2 separate regions of the Homo sapiens genome follow, and region 2 is linked to region 1. A link is a loop called in an ENCODE intact Hi-C map of the cell type or tissue named here. Cell type or tissue: GM12878. All regions are shown on one strand. Each heading gives the region's core, and the rest is flanking DNA. Links, peaks and the distances in the headings are about the cores only.

Region 1 (8,336 bases), core at 219-8,218:
GCAAAGGAATGCTTAACATTAAAGTCAGAACAGTGGTTAATTCTCTGGGGAGTGAGGGAGAACAGGGTGTAATTAGGGAAGGGCAGGGAGTAGACTTTAAAATGACTTATAATGTATTAATATTTCTCAGCCTAGGTGATGGGTACATTGTTGTGTAATTCGTACTATTTTGAAAGTGTAGGTTGGGCCTGGTGGCTCACGCCTGTAATCCCAACACTTTGGGAGGCCGGAGCCGGCAGATCGCTTGAGTTCAGGTGTTTGAGACCAGCCTGAGCAACATGGAAAAATCCCATTTCTACAAAAAATGCAAAAATTAGCTGGGTGTGGTGGCATGTGCCTGTAGTCCCAGCTACTTGGGAGGCTGAGGTGGGAGGGTCGCTTGAGCACAGAAAGTTGAGGCTGCAAGTGAGCCAAGATTGCATCACTGCACTGCAGCCTGGGCAACTGAGACCCTGTCTCAAATGAAAGTGTACATATACATTTAATACATTTTTGTCTATTATCTATATTGTAATACAGTTTTTAAAAATTATTTTTAATTTTTATGGATACATAATAGCTGTATGTATTTACGGGGATACATGTGATATTTTGATACAAGCATATAATGTGTAATGATCAAATCAGGGTAACTGGGATATCCATCACTTCAAACATTTATCATTTCTTTGTGTTAGGAACATTCCAATTCTACTCTTTCATTGATTTTGAAATATGAAATAATTATTGTTAGCTATTGTTTCCCTATTGTGATGTCAAACACTAGATCTCATTTTTTTTACCTAACTGTATTTTTTACCCATTGACCAACTCATCTTTGTCCCTGACCCCACTACCCTTCCCAGCCTCTGGTAACCATCCTTCTACTCTCTATCTCCAAGAGTTCAATTTTTTTTCTGCTCCCCCATATGAGTGATAACATGTGATATTTGTCTTTTTGTGCCTAGCTTATCTCACCTAACATAATGTCCTCCAGTTCCATCCGTATTGTTGCAGATGACAGTATCTCATTCTTTTTTCATGGCCAAATAATATTCCATTGTGTATATGTATCACATTTTTTGATCCATTCATTTGTTGGTGAACATTTAGGTTGATTCTCTACCTTGGCTGTGAATAGTGCTGCGATAAACGTAAGTGCAGATAAGAGCGCATAAGAGTGTAGATATCTCTTCGATATATTGCTTTCCTTTCTTTGGGTGTATACCCAACAGTGGGATTGCTGGATCGTATGGTAATTATATTTTTAGATTTTTTGTGAAACCTTCATACTGTTCTCCACCTTGTCTGTACTAATTTGCATTCTCACCACCAGTGAATGAGGGTTTCCCTTTCTCCACATCCTTGCCAACATTCATTACTGCCTGTCTTTTGGATAAGAGCTATTTTAACTGGGGTGAGGTGATATCTCATTGTAGTTTTGATATGCATTTCTCTTATGAGTAATGAGATTGAGGATTTTTTCATATAACTGTTGGTCATTTATATGTCTTTTTTTTTTTTTTTTTTGAGACAGGGTCTTGCTCCATTGCCCAGGTTGGAGAGCAGTGGTGTGATCTCAACTCATTGCAACCTTCACCTCCCAGGTTCAGGCAATTCTCCTGCCTCAGCCTCCTGAGTGGCTGGGATTACAGGCACATGCCACCACGCCCAGGTAATTTTTGTATTTTTAGTAGAGATGGGGATTTTGCCATATTGGCCAGGCTGGTCTCGAACCCCTGACCTCAAGCGATCTGCCCGCCCTGACGTCCTAAAGTGCTGGGATTACAGGCGTGAACCATGGTGCCCAGCCTCGTTTGTATGTCTTCTTTCGAGAGATGTCTATTCCGATCTTTTGCCCATTTTTAAATTGGATTTTTCTTTTTTTGCTATAGAGTTGTTTGAGCTCCTTATATATTGTGGTTATTAATCCTTTGTCAGATGGGTAGTTTGCAGATATTTTCTCCCCTCTGTGAGTTGTCTCTTCACTTTGTTGATTGTTTCTTTTGCTGTGCAGAAACTTTTTAGCTTGAGATGTTCCCAGTTGTCCACTTTTGCTTTGGTTGCCTGTGCTTTTAAGGTCTTACTCAGGAAACATTTGCCCAGAGCAATGTCCTGGAACATTTCCCCAGTGTTTTCTTTTAGTAGTTTTATGGCTTCAGGTCTTAGATGTAAGTCTTTAATCCATTTTCATTTGATTTTTTTTTTTTTTTGAGACTGAGTTTCGCTCTTGTTGCCTAGGCTGGAGTGCAATGGCATGATCTCGGCTCACCGCAACCTCTGCCTCCTGGGTTCAAGCGATTCTCCTGCCTCAGCCTCCTGCATAGCTGGGATTACAGGCATGTGCCACCACGCCCAGCTAGTTTTGCATTTTTAGTAGAGACAGGGTTTCTCCATGTTGGTCAAGCTAGTCTCGAACTCCCGACCTCAGGTGATCCGCCCGCCTCGGCCTCCCAAAGTGCTGGGATTACAGGCATGAGCCACTGCAATTGGCTGATTTGATTTTTATATATGGTGAGAGATAGGGGCCTAGTTTCATTCTTCTGCATATGGATATCTAGTCATAATAGAGTTTTGAAATACAAATGGACCCAAAGTTATGCAGCAGATGGGGGATTCCTAGAGTGGATGCTTGGGTTATGTTGAGCTCCAAACCCCAAGGCTTAAGGTAGAATGATTTTGGTTCTGATAGACGGAGGAAACTCCCAATTCCTTAGTATTAAATTCTCCTAGGAAGCTATTTTCTGACTTGCAGTGCCCTGTTCTGCAAGGATCGAGTCACAGGAAACATCAAGAAAGATGTGGTTAGTTCTTTACCAACTGCTGGACTGCTGGAATGTCCTCTGCCTTGATTCAGATGTTACTGGGGTGGGAGGGAAGCCCCTAATTATAGTCAGTTACTGACTCATATCCATACTTTGCTCATGGTTATTTCCTCTGAGAAGAAAATATGTGGTATTTTTGCCTAATGGGTGCGTATGTGTGTGTTGTTTATTATCTCTCCACAACGTCTTTACATGACCTTTAGCTGTAGGGTTGGGCCTTCCTAGGAGCTCTTAAGTCAGCTCCAGCTGTGCACACTGCTGCTGGATTGCTTTCACAGGCACACCCAGAATGTGGGTGTGGCATTGAAATACACAGCTCTCTGGGGTGTCATTTCACACTACCTGCTGTGGTCAGTAGCAACTGAACAGGATCTGGAAGCACACCTGCTCCTAGGAACTAGTCAGGACTCCCTAGGTTACAAGGAGCAGAAACCCAATGCACAGATTTAAAGGCAAAAAAGACTTACTGGCATATGTAACTGCATAGCATTGGAGGAGATTCAGGTACAGCTGGATCCAGGCCCCCACAGGATCATTGGAAGCTATTTCTATCTGCTTTCTTCTGTATTGGCCTCTTTTCAGGTGCACTCTCCCCCATCTGGTGGCCTGGGGCATATACAGTCTTCTGTTAATATTTTACTTGCTTATTAACTCCAGTATTTTTTATATACTGAGTTCTTTTTGAATGCTCTCTCTCTCAATAATTCCAGCAAAGGTTTGGAGACTTTTAATGGTCCAGCTAGGGCTATGTAACCATCTCTGAAGCAATCACATTGGCTAGGGCGGTAGAGTGGTCTCACCAAGAGGACACACATGCCCACCCCATTTCTGAGGCAGGGGCTTAGATCCACATGACACGGATTGAGAAAAGAAAGGTAGCTTTTGTTATAACAACTATTTGTACATACAAACTTCTCTGGAGTTAATTTTAGATAACTAATTTTTGAATACAGCGAAGTTTGAAATGATAGATTATAAACCTAATTTGTGAACATCGTCTTCCTACCTAACCGTATTTTATGAATTTCCACACTTAATGAAAATATGCTTTAAAAACATAGAAGTTTTCAATTCAAATGAGTAAGAAAGTTTCTGTACCGGGCATGGTGGCTCATGCCTGTAATCCCAGTACTTTGGGAGGCTGAGGTGGGCAGATCACTTGAGGTCAGGAGTTTGCGACCAGCCTGGACAACATGGTGAAACCTCATCTCTACTAAAAATACAAAAATTAGCTGGGCGTGGTCGTGGGAGCCTGTAATCCCAGCTACCTGGGAGACTGAGGCAGAAGAATCACTTGAACGTGGGAGGCAGAGGTTGCACTTAGCCAACATCCTGCCACTGCATTCCAGCCCGGTCGACTGAGCGAGACTCCGTCTCAAATATATATATATATATATATATATATATATATATATGTTTTTTTTTTAATAAAGCAATTGGGCAGCAACAGAGCGCTTATGTCTTTATATCGAATGGAAGAAAAACCCAATAGAAGAAATCTACTGCTTCTGACAGATCTTAGGGCATAATTTATTCAGACTTGGGGCCTTGAGTTCAATTTGATTCATTGAAAGCTCAGGAAACATTTTGGTTTGGTTTAAAGACTTGCCCATTTAGTTTTCCTACTGAAGGGATTTCTAACACAGTACCTGGAAAAAGAAAGTGTTTCTAGATTGAAGGAGTTTGCTGCAAATCTTCTCTCTTATTAAAGAAATACTCGTATTTCTGACTTCATATTTTCCCTTCTCTGAGGGGGCTTGTATTCTCTTTCATTGCACAGGGGTAAGATGCATTTTGGAGATGCGTTGCTTGATTTTAACTTCTGGCTCTGTTTCTCTGACTGTGACTTCATCAGAAAGCTAGTCACTCAGTGCCTTTCTATGCTTCCATTTCCTCATCTGTGAAAACCTACATAGGATAACCTACAGAAACTACTTAGGATGGTGCCTGGCACGTAGTAAGCCCTTTATTGGTGTTTGCTACCACTATTGTTATTTCATGAGCTCTCAAAGCACACAACCACAAGCCTGTTTTACTTCTGGTTGAGATGAAGCTTGGAGGGCAGAGGGCAGACGCCTGAAGCTAAGCAGCTTATTAAAAGTAGAATAGAAATAGATGAGAGGAAACCAAAGTGCTTTTCTCTTTAGATAGTTATCAAAGCACGCTTCGCTGCAGACTATGGGCTTGGGTATGGCCAGAGATCAAAGGCCCTCTTATGTGCAGTGACATTTCTGAGCACAGGGCTGAGTTATAAAACCCTTGAATGGAAGGTTTTGGAACTTGGAACACGGCTTGGGCTAGAAGGGCAGGGTTTTTATAGAGGCGATTCATGGAAGCGCTTATGCTGGTGAAGAACCCAGACTGTTATGACTCACTTGTCTCTTTATTGCTTTGGACCAAGAACTGTTGTTTCCTTTTAAGTGCCCCTGTAGGAGATGAGCTACAGACTAGGGCCAAGATAACTCTTGCAGGAAGACAGAGTGGCTTCAGTGAGTGTGAACGGGAATACCGCCTTGTTGGGCTCTGGGTCAAGTGTCCTGGACGAGCAGAATAAGGATTTTATTTTACCAGGGTAGAATTGCTTTTGGAAACTGGCAGCATCCTTAAAATCTTAAACTTCAGATAAGCTTTCCTTTTGTCTGTCTGCCATTTTCATTCTCTGAAAGCCCAAACTAAATTTGATGGTGTGACAAGTAGAGGACAGAAGAACAACTTTGGAAAGTAGAAATTAATGTGTCTGGGCTGCTACATATAGAACTAGGGATAGCAGAAGGGGTCATTTGAAGTCCAGGTTGCCTGAGGTCCTGCTAGATCTCCTGGGAAAAACTGAAGGGGACTTTTGGACTGATGGTGAGGCCTCGTGCGGTAGGCAGACTCCTAAGATATATTGCAGTGCTCTCTAACTCCTGGTCCTTACCTCTTTAGGTAAGCTCCTCCCCTTGTGTTCAGGCCAGACCTATTGACCTGCTTCTCATGAATGGAATATGACAAAAGCAATGGGATGTCACTTTCATGATGAGGTTGCAAGAGGTTGTGATTTCTACTTTGCTAGGAATCTCTCTTGCTGCTGCTTTCTCCTCTCTATTGACTTCTTGGCTTGTGTGCTTTGATGCTGAAACCAGCTGCCATGTTGGAGGAACCTGCAAGGCAAGAAATCCAGGGCAGCTTCTAGTCAGCATCCAGCAGAGAACTGGGTCCTCAGCCCAACGGCCCAAAAGGAAGTGAAACCTGCCAACAGCCACCGGATGAGTTTGGAAGTATATCTTGTCCCAGTTGAACCTTGTGTTGACTGTAGCCCAACTGGAGTAATTTTCAATGCAGCAATAGATAAAGAATATACCAGGTCAGTAAAATGTACTGTCTTGAACAAGGAGGGAAACAAAGATTACCCTCAAACTCTGGGGCTTTGGATACTCTTTATGAGTTTGGAACTTATTGTGAAGTAGCAGATCATCCAGAATTCAAGGAGACAGTGGTTCTTGGTCCCTGGGAGATCCTAGGTAATGTTATGGTCTCCAATACAGTGCTTGGCAGTTATTCCAAGACATTTGAGAAAGGATGCTAAAGCCAAGAGTGCCAGGATTGCTTTGGAACTCCTAATTGAAGCTGAAGTCACTGGTTGGGAGAAAATCTCCTCCTTGGTGAACAGGAGCAGGAAGTATTAAGTGTGGGGAAAGACAGAGGCAAATCCAAGTCTTTATTTATTTATAATTCTGGTTTCAGAATGGAGCTACCACATGGTCAGGAGGAAGAGACTCACAAAGAAAGATGAAGGTTGCAGAGAGGTGCTATGGAAATAGCACATGCTAAAGGAGTCTTCTAAGCAGCCCAGAGGCGATGACATACCAGTGCCAGCAGAGGAGGAGAACCACGCTTCAGTATAACAAAAACTTCAATGAATCATGCTCAATGTGGAAAAGTCGAATAGACATGGCTGAGGATAAAAGAAAAGAACGTACACATAATCTCACTACCCAGAGAGAAGCAATGTTGACATATTTCTCTTCCTCAATGCATATTTATATATTGTTGATATTTTTACTGTCTGTGCAATTTTGCTTTAATTAAACATTTAGATTATGAAATAATTCAAACATACCAAAACAATATGTCACCAAGTGTGGCAGTTTGGATTAAGATGGGTGGCAATAGAATGAGTTCCTCTTCATTCCAGGCAATAACATGGGCTTAGACAAGAAAGACATTTATTTTTCTGTCACCTAAACTGTGTCTGTAGATGGTCAATCCAGGGCTGGTTTGGCAGTTCTATATCATCAGCACTGGGGATGCAACCTCCACCTCTCTGGTGTGCCATTCTTGGGATGCCTTTGCATTTGCAAGATGGTTGTTGGAACTCCAGAAATCTCACCCACATCCTACCCCATAGGAATTCCTCTTTCTCTCTAAAGAAACTCCCAAGAATGTTTATACCACACTTTCATTCATATCTTGTTGGCTAAAATGTAGTAACGTGGCCACATCTAATTGCGTGATAGGTGGGAAATGAAGTTTTAATTCAAGATGATGTGGCCAGCTAAAAAATTCTTTGCCAGGCCGTGGAACCAACAACCAGATTTAACATATGATGTCACTTCACTAATTTGGATCTCTTTTTTTTTTTTTTTTTAATTTATTTTTTTATTGATATAATTTGGATCTCTTTAAAAATTTTTTAAATTAAGAAATGAAGAGTTAGGCCAGGTGCAGTGGCTCATGCCTGTAATCCCAGAACTTTGGGAGGCTGAGGAAGGTAGATCGCTTGAGCCCAGGAGTTTGATACCAGCCTGGGCAACATGACAAAACCCTGTCTCTACTAAAAACACAAAAAATTAGCCAGGTGTGGTGGCATGTGTCTGTAATCCCAGCTGCTTGGGAGGCTGAGATGGAAGGATCTCCTGAGCCCAGAGAGTTTGAGGTTGCAGTGAGCTGTGATAGCCCCACAGTACTCTAGCCTGGGTGACAGAGTGAAACCCTATCTCAAAATAAAAAAAAAAAGAAATAAGAGTTAAAGATATAGATAGACTCTACTTTCACCAAGGATATAGAAAGCTAAAAAAGTATTACTCCCACATAACAAGAAAAAGCCAGATAAACTGCAACATTATAACTTTTCTTAAACCCATCTGAGAATTCAGTTTGGAGGGTGACTAAGCAGCCTGAAATCCAAGCAAAGACCGGCCCCTCTGAGAAGAGAGAAGATCCACACATTAGCTCCCCTTTGGGCAGAGCATGGGTGGTAGAAACATTGGGTACCATATTAGTAGGTAAGAAGTCAACTAAAATTTGTAATGATTTGGTAAAAGCTGAGTATGGGCTACAGTGACAGTATAGAAACCTTGGGATCCCAGACACCAGGGAAGTTCACACTTAGTAGTAGTTTCTTCTCCATGGACTTCTGTTGATTGCTCACAAGAAAGATTGAGTCACGGAGGGAGAACAGAAAGTTCTCTAGTTGGTTAAGAACTGAAGGATGGAGGAAATTGGTCCCTGCCACAGGAGACTCCTCCCCTATGGAACCAAAGCCATGAGCTA
Region 2 (8,336 bases), core at 255-8,254, 51 kb before region 1:
CTCCAAAACTCATATGTTGAAGCCCTAATCCCCAATGTGGTGATATGAGGAGGTAGGAACTTTGGGAAATAATTAAGTTTAGATGAAGTCATCAAGGTGGAGCTCCCATGATGGGATTGGTGCCCTCATAGGAAGAGGAAGAAACACCAGGCTGGGCATGGTGGTTCACGCCTATAATCCCAGCAATTTGGGAGGCCGAGGCAAGCGGATCACTTAAGCTCAGGAGTTCGAGACCAGCCTGACCAACATGGTGAAACCCTGTCTCTACTAAAAATACAAAAATTAGCTGGGTGTGGTGGTGCACACCTGTAATCCCAGCTACTGGGGAGGCTGAGGCAGGAGAATCTCTTGAACCCGGGAGGTGGAGGTTGCAATGAGCCAAGATTGCACCACTGCACTCCAGCCTGGGCAACAGAGCAAGACTCTGTCTCAAAAAACAAAAAAGGAAACACCAGAGGCTCCTCTCTCTGCTAGGTAAGAAAACAAAGAAAGGGTGGCCATCCGCAAGTAAGGAAGCAGGCCCTCACCAAGGAGTGAATCTGCCAGCATCTTGATCTTAGACTTTTCAGCCTCCAGAATGGGAAATAAATGTCTGTTGTTTAACCCACCCGGTCTATGGTATTTTGTACTAGCAGCTTGAGCTAAGACACCCACACTATCATTTGTTTCAAAAGGGACACCTAGTCCAAACCAAGAGGTGATCTCTTAGTTCAGAAAGGAAAATAGGCCGGGCGCAGTGGCTCACGCCTGTAATCCCAGGACTCTGGGAAGCCGAGGCGGGCGGATCACGAGGTCAGGAGATCGAGACCATCCTGGCGAACACGGTGAAACCCCGTCTCTACTAAAAACACAAAAAAATTAGCCGGGCATGGTGGTGTGTGCCTGTAGTCCCAGCTACTCGGGAGGCTGAGGCAGGAGAATGGCGTGAACCTGGTAGGCGGAGTTTGCGGTGAGCCGAGATCGCGCCACTGCACTCCAGCCTGGGCGACAGAGCAAGGCTCCGTCTCAAAAAAGAAAGAAAGAGAGAAAGAGAGAAAGAGAGAAAGAAAGAAAGAAAGACAGAAAGAAAGAAAGAAAGAAAGAAAGAAAGAAAGAAGGAAGGAAGGAAGGAAGGAAGGAAGGAAGGAAGGAAGGAAGGAAGGAAGGAAGGAGAGAGCCGAGCACGTTGATGCACGCCTGTAATCCCAGCACTTTGGGAGACTGATGGGGGTGGATACCTGAGGTCAGCAGTTCACGACCAGCCTAACATGCTGAAACTCCGTCTCTACTAAATACAAAAATATTAGCGGAGTGTGGTGGCGCATGCCTGTAATCTGAGCTACTTCGGAGGCTGAGACAGGAGAATCGCTTGTACCTGGGAGGAGGAGGTTGCAGTTAGCTGAGATCGCGCCCATTGCACTCCAGCGTAGGCAACAAGAGCGAAACTCCGTCTCAAAAAAAAAAAAAAAAAAAAGAAAAAAGAAAAAGAAAAACGAAAGAAAATAGATGCTTCCTAAATCTCATCCGCAGCTTGATCAGATCACTCCTACTAGGTCTCACACTCTATTCCCTCTCACTACAAGCACCTCTTCACCTGAATTGCCTGCTGGACCACAAACTTGGCTCCAAAAGTGAGAAATCCTTCTCTCCCTCATCTGCTCTATTTTCCGCTTTCCTTCTCCCTCAATCCCATCCAGTCATTTCCAGCATGCCGCCTTTTCATTCTGCCGCAATCTCTTTTACAAATTAAGGTAAAGTTTCCCATTCCTACTTCTCTTGGGCTCATTCACCAGCTTTTGTCCCTAGGATTGCAATATTCTTCTAACTGGTTTTCCTGCGTCTAATAACTCCCAACTAGTCCATGGTCCTCTCTGTAACAGAATGATTTTCCTAAAAGTACAGCCCTGACTTTTCACTTTCCTGCTCAAAAGACTTAAATGGCTCCCTTTTGCTTACAGAATAATGCTAAACACTTTAGCAGAGAATTCAAAAGTAATTGACTTCCAGTGTCAACTCACATAAAAACTACATTAAACTTCTTCTCTATCTAAACCTAACTCCCCACTCAAAGCCTTGAACTTCTTGTATGTAAACAGACCTACATTACTGAGGACACTAGAACTGAGTGCCTAAAATCTCTTTAACCTATCTTCCCCGGGAAGTAGTTCATGATCTAACTAAACTCCCGGCTAAACATCATTTATTTCAGTCCCCGCCAGAATTTATAATTTAAGCTTTATAAATTTATAATTTTATAATTTATAATTTAAGCTTTCTGGTTTATATCTCTAGTCCTTATAGTCTGCCTTCAAACTTATTCAAATCTCTCTTATCTTAAAAAATGCCTAAAATCCTTGACCCAAGTACATTCTTAAGACACTGTCCCATCTCTCTTCTTGCCTTTGCCATCATACTTTTTAGCCTACTGATTCCACCTCCTCATCACTTGCCCTCTTTTCTTAAAATCAATCTTATTAAGGTAAAATATACAGTCAACAATATTCCAATTTTAAGTGTACAATTCAATGAGTGTGACAAATGTGTAAGCACTCCAATAACTAAGAAATAGAACATTTCTGAGGTCTCCGCAAGTTTTTATATGGCCCTGCCCACAATTCCCACCCCTACCTCCGTGACCCTAGGCTATGCTAATTTTCTTTTTCTTTCTTTCCTTCTTTCTTTCTCTCTCTCTCTATGTAGAGATATCTATCTATCTATCATCTATCTATCTATTTCTGTCTTTTTGTGTGTGGGGGTGGGGGGACGGAGTCTCGCTCTGTTGCCCAGGCTGGAGTGCAGTGGCACAATCTCGGTTCACTGCAGCCTCCGCCTCCTAGGTTCAAATGATTCTCCTGTCTCAGCCTCCAAGTAGCTGGGATTACAGACATGCACCACTATACTCAGTTAATTTTTTATTTTTAGGAGAGACGAGGTTTCGCCATGTTGGCCAGGCCGGTCTCCAACTCCTGACCTCAGGTGATCCGCCAGCCTCGGCCCCCCAAAGTGCTGGGATTACAGGCATGACCCACCATGCCCGGCATTATTTCTGTCTTTTTTGGGACAGGGTCTCATTCTGTTGCCCAGACTGGGTGCAGTGGCATGATCATAGCTCACTGCAGCCTTGACCTCCCACGCTCAAGTGATCTCTACCTCAGCCTCTTGAGTAGCTGGGATGACAGGCATGCGCCACCATGGCCAGCTAGTTTTTTTTTTTTTTTTTAATTTTTTATAGAGACAGGGTCTACCTATGTTGCCCAGGCTGGCCTTGAACTCCTGGGCTCAAGTGATCCTCCCGCCTCGGCCTCCAAAGTGCTGTAATTACAGGCATGAGCCATCATGCCCGGTCTGATTTGCTTTCTATCATTATAGATAAAATTTGTCTCAGAGTTTGTTTAAATGGAATTGTAGAGTATGTGCCTTTGGAAAGTATATTATTTATAGCTGTATAAGACATTACCCTCCTAATTTAGTTTAAAACTGCAAACATTTATTATCTTGCAAAGTTTCTGAGAGTTAGGACTCTGTAAGCTACTTACATTGGTGGTTCTGGCTCAAGGTATCTCCATGAAATTGCAGTGAAGCTGTCAGTAAATCTGCATTCTCTGGACTGAAACTGGAGGATTCACTTCCAAGCTTACTCACCTGGCTGTTGTCAGGAAGTTTCCATTTCTTGCTATTTGGGCCTTTCCTTAGGACTGCTCACAACGTGGCTGCTCACAGACTGAGTGATGAGAGAGAGAGAGAGAGAGACCGAGAGAGAGAGCAGAAGCAACACTATATTTATGACATAGTCTTTAAGTTGTATACCAACCCTTCTGCCTTATTCTTTTCATTAGAAGCAAGTCACTAAGCTCAGCCCACATTTAAGAGGGGATTACACAAAGGACTGAATTCTAAGAGGTGGGGCGCATCGGGGTCTATCGCGGAGGCTAACTATAACAATCTAGTCTCTGGCCCTTCATTGATTCATGTTCTTCCCACATGCAAAAAGTACTCGCCACCTCCCAAGACCCTCAAAAATCTCAGCCCATTATAATATCAGCCCGAAGTCCAGAATCTCATAACCAAAATGAGGTCCAGCTGTAGATATAGCCCTTACATAAAGTTCTTCTTAATCATTAAGCTTTTGAAGTCTGCGAAATAGGCAAGTATTGTGCCCCCTACACACACACACACACACACACACACACACACACATACATACACATACACTCAATGTACAATGGGGAAACAGGCAAAAGATAATCACTATAGACATTCCTGTTCAAAAAGGGAGGAAATGGGGAATATAAAGGCATCATTGCTGTGGACCAGCCATGGTGGTCCATAGCAATTCTGAATCTATCCTGAGAACTGTTGTGAGTTCCTTGATTAGGAGTCAGTCCTAGTTCTTCCCAGGAGTGATTCTCATAGCTCTTGGTTCCCTCTTCTGAGTTATCTTTCCTTTTTAATGACAGGTAGTGTGTGTTTGCAATAGAGTAGTTTTCTCAGCCAGCTTCTTTCTTGTTGAATTTGAGAATCCAAAGCCCTCTTTTCATTTTGTACTGTCTCTGCCTCTTTCAATCTAAGATTATGATGTTTCTGCTCATGTAATTATTTTAAATATGTAGTGGATTTCTTATGAATCTTAATGGGGGTCCATGTTGTTAAATTAAAGTCATACTTGCAAGTCTCTTTGATATAAGCACTCATCTACTTTGGGTTTCTGCTGATAGGCAACAATTTTTTTTTTCTTTTGGGACTGGGTCTCACTCTGTCACTCAGGCTGGAGTGCAGTGGCACAATCACGGTTCACTGCAGGTTCAACCTCCTGAGTTCAAGCCATCCCCTTACCTCAGCTTCCTGAGTTGCTAGGACTACAAATAGGCACTACTACACCCAGCTAATTTTTAAAATTTTTGTAGACAAGTTCTTGCTATGTTGCCCAGGCTGGTCTCAAACTCCTGGGCTCAAGTGATCCTCCCGCCTTGGCCTCCCAAACTGCTGGGATTAAAGGTGTGAGCCAGCACGGCCCAGCGGAGACAACACTCTTAAGCTTTTTAGAAGCCCTATTCTTTGATCAAGAGGATCTGTTCACCACACCCTTACAATCTTAAGAGGCTTTTTGTTGGACTAAAGGGTACTGTAAGGCTCCACTTTTAAGCTTTCTGAAGTTTTAACCGTGGATTTATAGATACACCCTTGGCTTTGTCTTTGGACCATGTTTCCCTAGCAGTATCCTGGATTTGATCTTTCCTCAGAAGCCACTAAATTTTTTTTTTTCTTTTCGAAACATGTTTTGTTGCTCAGGCTGGAGTGCAGTGGCACAATCTTGGCTCACTGCAACCTCCACCTCCCAGGTTCAGGTAATCCTCCCACCTCAGCCTCCCAAGTAGCTGGGAGTACAGGTGCATGCCACCACACCTGGCTTTTTTTTTTTGGTAGAAACAGGATTTCACCATGTTGACCAGGCTGGTCTCGAACTCCTGAGTTCAAGCAATCTGCCCATTTCAGCCTCCCAAAGTGCTGGGATTAGAGGCGTGAGCCACAGTGCCTACCCCAAAAATTTTAATGTCATTTGCCGTCTAGAGAGTCTAGGAATCCTTTTCTTTTTTTTGAAACTCAGTCTCACTCTATCGCCCAGGCTGAAGTGCAGTGGTGAAATCTCGGCTCACTGCAACCTCCACCTCCTGGGTTCAAATGATTCACGTGCCTCAGCCTCCCGATTAGCTGGGATTGCAGATACCCACCACCACGCCCGGCTAACTTTTGTATTTTTAGTAGATACAGGGTTTCACCATGTTGGCCAGGCTGGTCTTGAACTCCTGACCTCAAGTGATCCACCCGCCTCAGCCTCCCAAAGTGTTGGGATTACAGGCGTGAGCCACCGTGCCCGGCTGAGTCTAGGGATCTTCAAAGCCATCTCCTTTTTGTTTAACAATCTTTCCATTAGTTAATTCCTTTCTCTTGTCCTTTTCCATAAGAAGCAAAAAGAGACCAGGTGGCATCTGGAGTGATGAACATATGATCGAAGTCGAGCTAATAAAAGACAACCCTGAGACTTTTGATAAAAGTATTGGAAAACACAAACTCTCATTCCACTGGGAGTAGAGAGCTGGTAGAATGGCGGCCTGAAGTTCCAATGGTCATCTTGTCACTATGAGGGAAGAGCTTTCCGAGAAAGAAACCAAGACAGAGGGAAGCAGAGCTAAGACAGGGTGATGGGGAAAGACTAGAAATCTCCTTAACTTGATCTCTCAGTTCCTTAGGGACATTTTCTACCACCCACATTACGGTAGGCAACAACAATGCTAAAATTTCTGCTACTGCATTAAAAATCCCCTTTTATCTAATTTCCCATAAGATTGTCATCATTTTTCCCTTAACGGAAAAGTGGTTGTCCTCACTGACAGCCTCCTTGAAGTCCACAGTTCTACTAATAGTGTGTTCAAGACGCTTTACGCTTTCACTATCACTCTCTTCAAAATCCTCACAGCTTTTCCAGCTTCTACTTACTTACTGGTTCCAAAGCAATTCCAACATTTAGATTTTTTCTGCATCAGCACCCACCCTTGGTACAAAAATCTGCATTACTTATGTACTGCTGTGTAATACATTTCCAGCAAATTTACCAGCTTAGACTCAAACAAACATTTGTTATTTCACACTGTTGCTGAGAACCAGATATCAGGAATGGCTTAGTGGTGTGGTTCTGGCTCAGGGTCTCTCATGAGGAAGCAGTGAAACTGTCAGTAAAGTTCTAGTCCCCACCAGAACTGGAATTGGAAGATCTACTTCCAAGCTTATTCCCTTAACTAAAGGAACCTTCGGTTTCTCACCTCATGAGCCATTTCACAGCGCTGATTATAACATGGTTTCTGCCAGAGTGAGTGATCTGAGAGAAAGAAGCCAGAGAAACAGAGAAATAAGAGTAGAAGCCACACTGTATTTATGATCTAGTTTCCAGGTCACATACCATCACTTCTGCCTTACTCTATTCATTAGAAGGAAGTCACGGCCGGGCGCAGTGGCTCACACCTGTAATCCTAGCACTTTGGGAGGCCGAGGCGGGCGGATCACGAGGTCAGGAGATCGAGACCATCCTGGCTAACATGGTGAAACCCCGTCTCGACAAAAATACAAAAAATTAGCTGGGCATGGTGGTGGGCACCTGTAGTCCCAGCTGGTCAGGAGGCTGAGGCAGGAGAATGGCATGAACCCGGGAGGCAGAGCTTGCAGTGAGCCGAGATCGCACCACTGCACTCCAGCCTGGGTGACAGAGTGAGACTCTGTCTCAAAAAAAAAAAAGAAGGAAGTCACTAAGTCCAGTCCACACTCAAGGGGAGAGGATGAAATAAAGACATGAATACCAGGAAGCGGATCTCACCAGGACCATCGTGGAGTCTGGCCACCACAGCAAATTACTAAGCCTCTCCTGTGTGTCTGTTAGTGTCCTTACCTGTAAAATAGAAATAATAAAAGTATTTAACTGACATGGCTGCTGTGAGGTGGAATGAGAGAATACATATAAAGCTCTTTAGAACAATATCTGGCACAAAGCAAAAAATATAATAAATATTGCCCCTTATTATTGTTTTAACCATGTGAATGACTCTCAGATATTTATCTCAGTGCTCAGGGCACTCGATATAGTGTTCAAAGCACTAATTCTACTTTTTTGACTGCCTCGATGACTTCCAGTAACTTAAATATGTATGTCCCAAACCAACATCTTTGTATTCATTAAGACTCTTTTAGTCCATTGGCTCAAGAAAAAAACCAAAAGGGAAATTTAAGTCCAGAGAAAGATTTCAAGCAAGTCTGGTTCCAGATGACCCAATGATGCCGTTAGGAATCTGTCTCTCCCCAACACCTTCTTCATCTTTCCCCATTGCCTTCTCCTGGTTGTGCTCTCCTCTATCTTGGTTTCTTTCTCAGAAACCTTCTCTCTCATAGTGACAAGATGATCATCAGAAGCTTCGATTCCCCATTTTATCAACTCCCTACCCCAAAATGAAATGAGAGTTTCTGTATCTTTTATCAAAAGTCTACTACTGGCTGGGCATGGTGGCTCATTCCTGTAATCTCAGCACTTTGGGAGGCCGAGGCGAGTAGATCACTTGAGGCTGGGAGTTTGAGACCAGCCTGGCCAACATGGCACAACCCCGTCTCTACAAAAAGTACAAAAATTAGCTGGGTGCGGTGGTGTTTGCCTGTAATCCCAGCTACTTAGGAGGCTGAGGCAGGAGAATTGCTTGAACCCAGGAGGCAGAGGTTGCGGTGAGCTGAGATGGCGCCACTGTACTCCAGCCTGGGCAACAGAGCGAGACGCCATCTCTAAACAAAACAAAGTCTATTACCAATATTACTGTAGGCAG

The links. Hi-C counts contacts between places; a loop is a spot of excess contacts. Peaks named below come from ENCODE experiments on the same cell type or tissue, not always from the same donor. Only the 100,000 strongest peaks of a DNase experiment are listed, where the experiment ranks them.
Region 2: a loop joins it to region 1, with 4 times the contacts of the local background. A loop is called at or near these places in 3 of 110 quality-filtered maps.

What each region holds. Positions count from the first base shown.
Region 1 is chr15:85,313,176-85,321,511 of GRCh38, reverse strand. No RefSeq gene overlaps it. Among named protein-coding and RNA genes, the nearest start is that of MIR7706, 63 kb to the left of the region's middle. RefSeq lists an enhancer at 2,908-3,007. In GM12878, for the core only: a CTCF peak has its summit at 3,384 (motif pointing left); a DNase peak (open chromatin) is centred at 2,981; H3K27ac peaks cover 1,424 bases.
Region 2 is chr15:85,364,416-85,372,751 of GRCh38, reverse strand. No RefSeq gene overlaps it. Among named protein-coding and RNA genes, the nearest start is that of MIR7706, 12 kb to the left of the region's middle. In GM12878, for the core only: no CTCF peak of the experiment used is centred there; no DNase peak of the experiment used is centred there.